Regions from separate parts of the Mus musculus genome. Here region 2 is linked to region 1. Evidence: chromatin loops called from intact Hi-C (ENCODE). Cell type or tissue: gastrocnemius. All regions are shown on one strand.

Region 1 (4,000 bases):
GCAAAGGGCAGGTCCTCTGTGTCCACACAGGAAAGGCACAGTAGCAGAGTGGTAGCAGACCTGGAAAGTGTGGACTTCAAGGAGGACTTCCAGTTCTGAGAAGTTGTGCAGCTTCCATCTCTGGCTGGACGCAGGCTATCACCAAGCTATTGTGCTGTGTGTCACAGGGGCCTGATGAGATGGGTGTGGGTGTTTGTCTCTGAAAACAAAAGTGTTTCATTTTATATAGAGAGCCTTAGTACCCAGCAAATGGGCATCTGGGTCATTAGATCAAGGGTATCTTTCATATGACTTTGAAGCTGATTACAGCATTTTTGTGCATATGGTGTGCTTGTGGGGTGGGGATTGTCAGAGGACACCTGTGGAGTCAGTTGCATCTTTACATGGGTTCCCAGAATGGAGCTGAGGCTACCAGGCTTGTGTGGCAAGCATCTTTACCCCCACCCAGCCATCCTGTCAGCCCTCTTTCCTACCCCTTTGCCAGAGCAGAATGTCTGTCCACACTTCTCCTCATCAAAGATGATCAACTAAGCTTAGGAAGGCTGATTGATTGACAAGACCAGTTCTGACAGAGCAAGACACTTGTATAGGCGGGCAGATGCCATCGTGGCTGACCTTGTTCCTGTCCCTTGAAGTTACGGTGGCAGAGTTATTCCTTCCCATGCCCTCCCTGGGTCCTGTAGGCATTTCAGTTGTGCCTGCCAATAGTTCTATTTTGCACACAGTAGGAAAGTCACACCAACCACATCTCACTGACCCATTTGCTTCCATGAAATTAAGTGTCTGTCTGTCTGTCTGTCTGTCTGTCTTGATGCTTTAACTGCCTACAAGAGATTATAGTGGTTGAGCTGAGTGTGCAAGTGTTTGCCTTCAAATCCTCCTTCAAAGACCTCAGTTGTGTGTAAGTGTCACTTAAGGGCCAGTCTGTAGGTCCTTAGGCTATCTGTGGAGAGTTGAAGCTCAAATGTTTCAGAATTCTTACATATTCATGTCAGTGTCCGTTTCGTCTCTGACTACCCGTGAAATTTGTTTGTAAGGAGGACATTATGTTATTTTTTTTCTCATCAGTGATCAAAACTTGTGACAAGAAGCAATTTAAGGGAAAAAAGATTTACTCCAGCTTATGGTTTGAAGGGACACAGTCTGCTGTGGTGAGGGAGAGATGTGAGCAGGCAGCTGTGAGGAGGTGGGAATGTGAGGCCAGGACTCCTTCCTCTTCCTCACAGGGACTGGAAGCAGAGGTGGGGGCTGAGGGGGTCGGGGAGGGGGTCAGGGAGGAGGAGTCAAACTATAAACCTCAAGGCTCTGTTCTCCAGTGACCTGCTTCCTCCAGCTAAGCCCTACTTCCTAATACCACCAGCTGGAGACCAAGCGAGCAAACCCACAACCCTGTGGGAACATGCCACATCTAATGATAATGGATACCATTGTTTTATGTCTATCTTTCCCACTCACTTCCCAAATCCTGAGCCGCTGTAGCCTGTTTGGATCATAGTGTAGTATCTAAACACAGTGCCCCATAGGAGGCTGAGTCCTTTATTTACAGAACCAGAGTGGCAGAGGGATATTGCTCAGCCACATTGCCACTTACGACAGAAGCCTGGCCCTTCGGCCAGCCCCAGAATGGTTTTCGGTGAAGCAGGCTGTGGGTAGGAGTTATTTCCACTCCCTGAGAGACTTTGCCAGCTCCACGCTCTCCTTCCCGAGACTGCTTAGACAAACCCCAGAATGGCTGGCACGGGAGGGATGAGCTTTGTCAAAGGGAAGGAAGTAGCGTAGACAGAGTGACAGGGGACAGGCGCTCCTTTGAAGGAGCCTTTTACATAGTGGGCATTGTGCGCTAAAGGGAACCAGGACGGGCTTTAGTTTGAATTTATCAGTCATCTCCAGCCTTGGGCACATAGTGCCAGGCTTTCAGATGACACTGAGGCCTTTGGAAGAGCAGGAAAGTGAGACATAGGAAATAAGCTGTGTCAAGTTACCAGGTGTGTCTGGGAAACTTGAAAGAGCCCAGGCTGAGCCATCGGAGGGACATGCGACAGCTCGCTGCTGTTGATAGCCCCCAACTGGCTCCGGGTCAGCCCGCCATCCACTTGCAGCTGGAGGGAACTAGAGGATGTTCCGTCTGCTGTTTCCCACCAGTGCCAAGGTCGGAGCAAAGTGCAGCATAGCTGACCTAAAATTAGCCGAAACCAAGCCAGAGACTTGATGCTTTACTAGGAAATCATGAAGATGAAATAATCTTAGGAAGAAAGCGCCTCTGAGGAGCAAACCCGTTTTTGAAGATGTTACAAACAGTGCTACTAGGAAGAAGAAAGCATACGATCATCTAAGTTAAACTTGAAGTCTTCTTGGCTGGCGTCCCTGAAGTAAATGACCCACTGTGGAAAGATGGAGACGACTGTTGTGGGTCTGATGGGACACCTGATGTAGGTCACTTAGCTTCCAGAATTCCCAAGTCTGTTTCAGATGACTACTGGAGTCAGCAAAGAACTATTTTGGTTTAATGTTCAAGGAAAATGAAGCAAACCGCAGAACCAAACAACGGCTGCAATGGATGCCCTTGACCCTGGAAGCTGGACACCTTGGCCTTCGGTACTTGTTTCCCATTAGGTCCCACACTCTCCTCAGAGTTTCGTGTGAGTACACACAGTCAGTCAGGAGACAATAGGAATGTCGTAAGCGCACACTGTGTCAGAAACATAGATGCGGTCTGGGAGGAGGCTCAGTGGGCATGAGCCCTTGTTATGCAGTCATGAGGCCTTGGAACCCCAGCAATGGAGGCAGGGGGGTGGAGACAGGCAGATCCTGTGAGAGCTCACAGGCCTACCAGCCAGAAACCAAGCTTCCTGTTTAGTAAGAGACCCTGTCACAAGGCAGTGACTGGCAGAGCAATGAAGAAGACTCCTGAAAGTGGGCCTCTGCATGTGCTTGCCGGGGCCCACATATGTGCACATTCACATACACACGTACTATGTATGCAAACATATACCCCCCCACACACACACACTAGCAAAAAGGAAACAGAGAGGCATGTTTATATATCTCTGTAATATCAAAATGTACTATAAGCTATGTCTAGTCGACTGGCCACGGTTTGTCAGTGGTCCAACTTCCCTGGTCCTTTGGTAGTCACAGGCTCTTTTATTCCAATTACTAACATTAGCTTTCAGATAATATATTATATATACACACACACCCATATATGTCAGTTCACAGAGGCCTCCCCTTTAGAAGGCAGCAGAGACCAGATAAATATGAGAGAGAGTTGTAGTAGGTTGTGGAGTAAGATAAGAATATAATAGGAGAACTAATGGGATAGGCACAGGCAGTGTTGATGGCTGAAAGCCACAGGGGCATTAATAGGACCATCAAGCCCAGGTTCAGTCCAGAAGGACCAGTCAGGCAGTGTGGCCATGCTCAGCTAAAGCATGGAGGACAGTTAGAAGTCCTGGCTGGGTCCTTCGTGCATTGGCGGCGGTCAGTGGTGCTGTTGCTATAGCAGTGGTGAGTGTGGCTTTTATTCAGTCCACATCAAGGTATGACGCCACCATTGGTCCGGTGTCTTCCAGAAGTCCTTGGCCCTATTTTTTAAAGTGTGGTTTTAATATGCTGTGCACTCCCCATATACTTGATTTTATTTAGAGATGGTACCTTCTCCATTGTTATTTATCATCTATGCTGCATGGCTGGTGGTGTGCGTGCATGTGTGTGGGTGTGCGTCTGTCTGCCTGTCTGCCTGCCTGCCTCCCTGTCTGTCTGTATGCCTGTCTGACTGTCTGCCTGCCTGCCTCTCTGCCTGCCTGTCTGACTGTCTGTCTGCCTTTCTGCCTGCCTGCCTGTCTGTCTGTCTATCTGCCTGTCTGTCTGTCTGTGTCTCTGCCTGTCTGTGCTCTCATGGAAACCAGACATCAACCTCAGACACCTTTCCTCAGGAGCCACGTATCTTGTCTTTTAAGACGGAGTCTCTCACTGTCTCATTTTTGCCGGCCTGTCTAAC
Region 2 (4,000 bases), 51 kb before region 1:
ATGCAGTTTGTAGAGTCAACAACAAGAGAGACGGTGCCTGTAGAAGGAGTAGCCAGTGTGTGGTGTCCTCACAGGCCACGGTGGTCCCTGTCTGTGGTGCTGCATCCCTTCAGCTCTGGCTACCTTCAGCCTCTCACTGCTGTGCCACAGGGGACGGGCACACTCGGCTTCAGTTGCCCTGCTATCTCTTTTCATTCAAGTGTTGGTGATGGAGCTCAAGGCTTTGTGCTGTGCACAGTTGCTCATCCACTGAGCTGTCGCTCTCACAGGGCTTGCATTCATAACTGGTGCCTTAGCTTTTAAAGTTACTTTTATCTGTATGGTGTGTGTGTGTGTCTGAATATGTTTATATCTGTATGTGGGTCTGTGTCTTTATGTGTGTGTGTTTATATGTGTACCTCTGTGTGTTCGTGTGTGTTTATGTGTGTGTATATGTTTATGTCTGTGTATCTGTGTGTTTATGTGTGTGTCTGTGTGTGTATGTTTATGTATGTGAGTGTCTGTATTTGTGTCTGTGTTTATATGTGACTGTATGTGTCTGTGTGTCAGAAGTCAATGCCAGGTGTCTTTTATTTATTATTTATTATTTATTATTTATTATTTATTTATTTATTTATTTATTTATTTGGGCAGGGTCTCCCTCCGAATCTAGAATTTGTTGTTTTAGCAATGCTGGTGGTGAGCGAGCCCTGAGAGCCTCCGGTCTCCCCGCCACCCGTAGCACGGGGTTAGAGACGTGCACTGCTGTGGCTGACTTTACCTGTGGTGCTGGACATCCACATTCAGGTCCTCTTGCTTGCTCAGCAAGTACTTTCCCTCTACTGAGCCATCCCTCCAGCCCCTTATTTTGAATTTCAAACGACAGCTTTCCTAGAGTAGGAGAGTGCAGGCCCCTGTGGACATTTGTCATCTGGATAGAGTTGAAGAATCTTTCATTTAATATTAGACTCCAAGGGTTTGTACAAGCTGTGGCCTCTGCCACCCAGCAGACCTTTATGCAGGATGAGCTGCATGGGCGAGGAGCAGCTTGGTTATCCAAATGAGCATGCCCGGGCAGGAGGCGCGAGGCGGCGGCCCTGGCTTGTGCGTCTCTCCTTCCAAACTCTCTCTGGAATGCATCTGTAACTGCAGGAGATCTTTCCAGCTGTCCTGGAGGCTCAGTGCACTGTAGGCACAGAGCCGGACTGTGGGATGAAAAGGGTCTGTCCAGGTGGCTGCAGACTCAGAACCTTGGGGTGGGAGGGTGTGGAGATGTGGTTGTATCTGATGCAGGCCTCATCTTTTGTTTTGTTTTAACTTAAAAGCACTTAATAAAATTTCTGAAGCCATAGACTAAAACCATCATACCTAAAGTATGAAACAGAATTAAGGCAGACCAAGGCCTTTTTCCTGAGAGCATCATCTTAACCTCCGTGCTACTCGAAGGGAATATTTGTGTGGTCATTTCTCTAGTTTACCTTTCTAGTTTCAGTTCAGCTGAAGGGAACTTTACTTAAAACCAAAAAAGATGTTTTTAAATAACAGAAGTGGGGATGGTAGTGTGGGCCTTTAATCCCAGCACTTAGGACCTGGGTGGGAGGATTGCTGAGTTCAAGACTAGCATATCCCATATATTGAGTTCAAGGCCAGCCTGGGCTGTGTTTATCCAAACCTGGGCTGTATTTTCAGAACACGAAGCAGCAACTGACAAGGCTGATCTCTTTCCTGACTCTCTCCCAGCTGCCCCAAACCATGCTTGTTTTAGAAGAGTGGGTTTTCTATGCCACACCCACACCCGAACCCCCAGATAATAATTTCCATGGTTTGGTGCTAGGGCTTGCATGCAGGTCCTCATGCCTGCCAGTTAATTCTTCTACCACTGAGGCAAATCCCAGCCCCGAAATTTCCTAGTTGTGTTTTCAGTTATAGAGAGTGGAGTGAGGGAGATGGGGGTGGCGAAGAGGAAGAAGCCAGGGAGAGGGACAGCTCTAGCTTACTCCCTTGCACTGGGAGGCCAGAGCTCTCTGTTCTCAGCCTTAGTTTTTGAGACCAGGTCTCTCACTGACCCTGACATTTGTCAATTAGGAATCTCTGGCCGATCAACATACACGCTCCAGGAATCCATTTGTCTTTGCCCAGCTCCTGCCCACTGCTGGTATTACAAATGCTTGCTGCCATGCTCTGATGGGACCCGGGAATTGAACTTGGGCCCTCATATCAAAAGGATGAGGATCTGAGAGAACTTGACAAAGAAGTCTCCATGAAGGGGAGGGCGCAAGGGCTGGGAGCACATGCAGAAGGCAAGCCTTCCAGCCCAGGGTGTGCTCGAGAAGTCAGGAGGAAACTAATATGACTGGTGCCCCGTGGGTGGAGTGGGGTAAGATGGGAATTCTCTTCCAGCTGGGATATGAGGGCAACCCACGGAGCATGTGCGATTCTGGAAATAGGAGGATTTTCCTAGGAGAGACACCCAATGCATCCTGTCTTCCAGAGCTTCTCTTTGTGTGTGCGTGTGTTTTATTTCTTTGTATCGGAGTTAATCCAGTGTTTTCAAACACCAGACCCTGTTCTATTTCCCTTGAATCTGTTCCCAAGGAAAGTAAATATTTACAGCCCCGGTGGTAAGGTGTGTTGCTTGGGTAAGCGTTCAGGAATAGGCGACTTCACACGCAGTTTAGCAAACCGTGTTCTGTTTTTGTTTTGCTCCGCTGCTAATCAGGCAAGAATGATTTCGGCAGGAAAGTCCGTATCTTACCCAACCATCTGTCACAGGAATGCAGCGCCCTGGCAGCCGTCATCGCCTGATGAACACTCTCTGGGACTGCTCTCTTTTACCCATGTTCTAGGGGAGGCAGCAGTATATTTTGCTGGTCACTGCCTCCCTTGCAAAGGACCTTTCAAACTGTAGGCCTTAGAGGCAAAAGCCAAAAAAAAAAAAAAAAAAAAAACCAGTACAGGGAGCCCTTTCCAGCCCGGTCCTTTAGCTGTAAAAGGAGGGTGAAGAAATTAGGGGGCCGAGAATGATTTACTGCTGTGTCATGGGCCTTGTCCTCTGTGCACAGCGCGGTACAGGGAGTTTCCCATGAGAACCTGGGGATGAGGGTGTCGGGTGCAAATCTAGCTCTTGGTTGGGGGGGTCCAGTGTGCTTTCTGCCGTATGCTTTGGAAAGGGCTCAGGAGAACCTTATTAACTAACTGCACGCAGAGCTTTGGTTGAGGCCCCAAAGTTTCAGTCCCTTCTTAGTTCAGCCAGGAAAAGTTGCCTTTTGTCAGAGGTAACTGCCAGTCACAGAGAGATGGCAGCGTGTCTCCGGAGAGGAGGAGGAAAGCCCTTTTACGGGATTACTGATGTACTGAACAGTTTTGGAATCTCGTTGACTATGTGGGTTGTTCCCCAGATGTCATCTAACCCCTGGAAGAGGTGTGTTCCCATGGGAGGTGCTCGACTAGCCAGGGGTCCTTGAGGTGCACCAGCCTGGGATGTTAGGGTGAGAAATTGCTCCGTCCTTAGTCACCGCTGTAAACGAGGGCAGGTCGCTTGTTAACTGGAGAGACTGGGGTCCAGACAGGCTTGGGGTCCAGGTGTCTTAGCAAACTGCCTGCGTATATACTTCTAGTACCTGATTTGGGCGAGGCCAGGCTGAGAGCTCTCAGATCCTGTGTCTCATTCAGGGTTCTAATCAGTTTTGTTCTGATTCTGAGGGAGGCATTTATGGCAAGGTCCTCGGAGCCCTCAGTTATGTGGCGTTGTAGAACTGAATTGTGGGGTGAAGGCTTGACCTGGGGAGAGAGGACTTGATGCATATAGTCTCATTTTCAGATTTGTTTGGGGACAGAGTCTGCCCTCCACCCCCAAGGCATTATCGTCATGGCTCCACGGGTTAGGGTGCAGCTCAGTTATTAGGGTGCCTGGCCAGCTTTTGTGAGGCTGAGGTTTCCACCCCCAATATCGTGACGACCGAGAACGTGCTCAGAGCTGTAATCTTAGCACTTGGGAGATGGAGGCAAGAGTTCAAGGCCA

Evidence for each region. A loop is a pair of places that touch in the nucleus more often than their neighbours do. Peaks named below come from ENCODE experiments on the same cell type or tissue, not always from the same donor. Only the 100,000 strongest peaks of a DNase experiment are listed, where the experiment ranks them.
Region 2: a loop joins it to region 1, with 2.2 times the contacts of the local background. A loop is called at or near these places in 1 of 42 quality-filtered maps.

What each region holds. Positions count from the first base shown.
Region 1 is chr1:189,805,397-189,809,396 of GRCm38, forward strand. All of the region lies in intron 3 of Ptpn14 (protein tyrosine phosphatase, non-receptor type 14), which reads left to right. Among named protein-coding and RNA genes, the nearest start is that of Gm51739, 29 kb to the left of the region's middle. In gastrocnemius, no CTCF peak of the experiment used is centred here; no DNase peak of the experiment used is centred here; H3K27ac peaks cover 804 bases.
Region 2 is chr1:189,754,174-189,758,173 of GRCm38, forward strand. The region is part of intron 1 of Ptpn14 (protein tyrosine phosphatase, non-receptor type 14); the gene reads left to right. Among named protein-coding and RNA genes, the nearest start is that of Gm51739, 22 kb to the right of the region's middle. In gastrocnemius, no CTCF peak of the experiment used is centred here; DNase peaks (open chromatin) are centred at 2,290, 2,750 and 3,375; H3K4me3 peaks cover 543 bases; H3K27ac peaks cover 2,805 bases.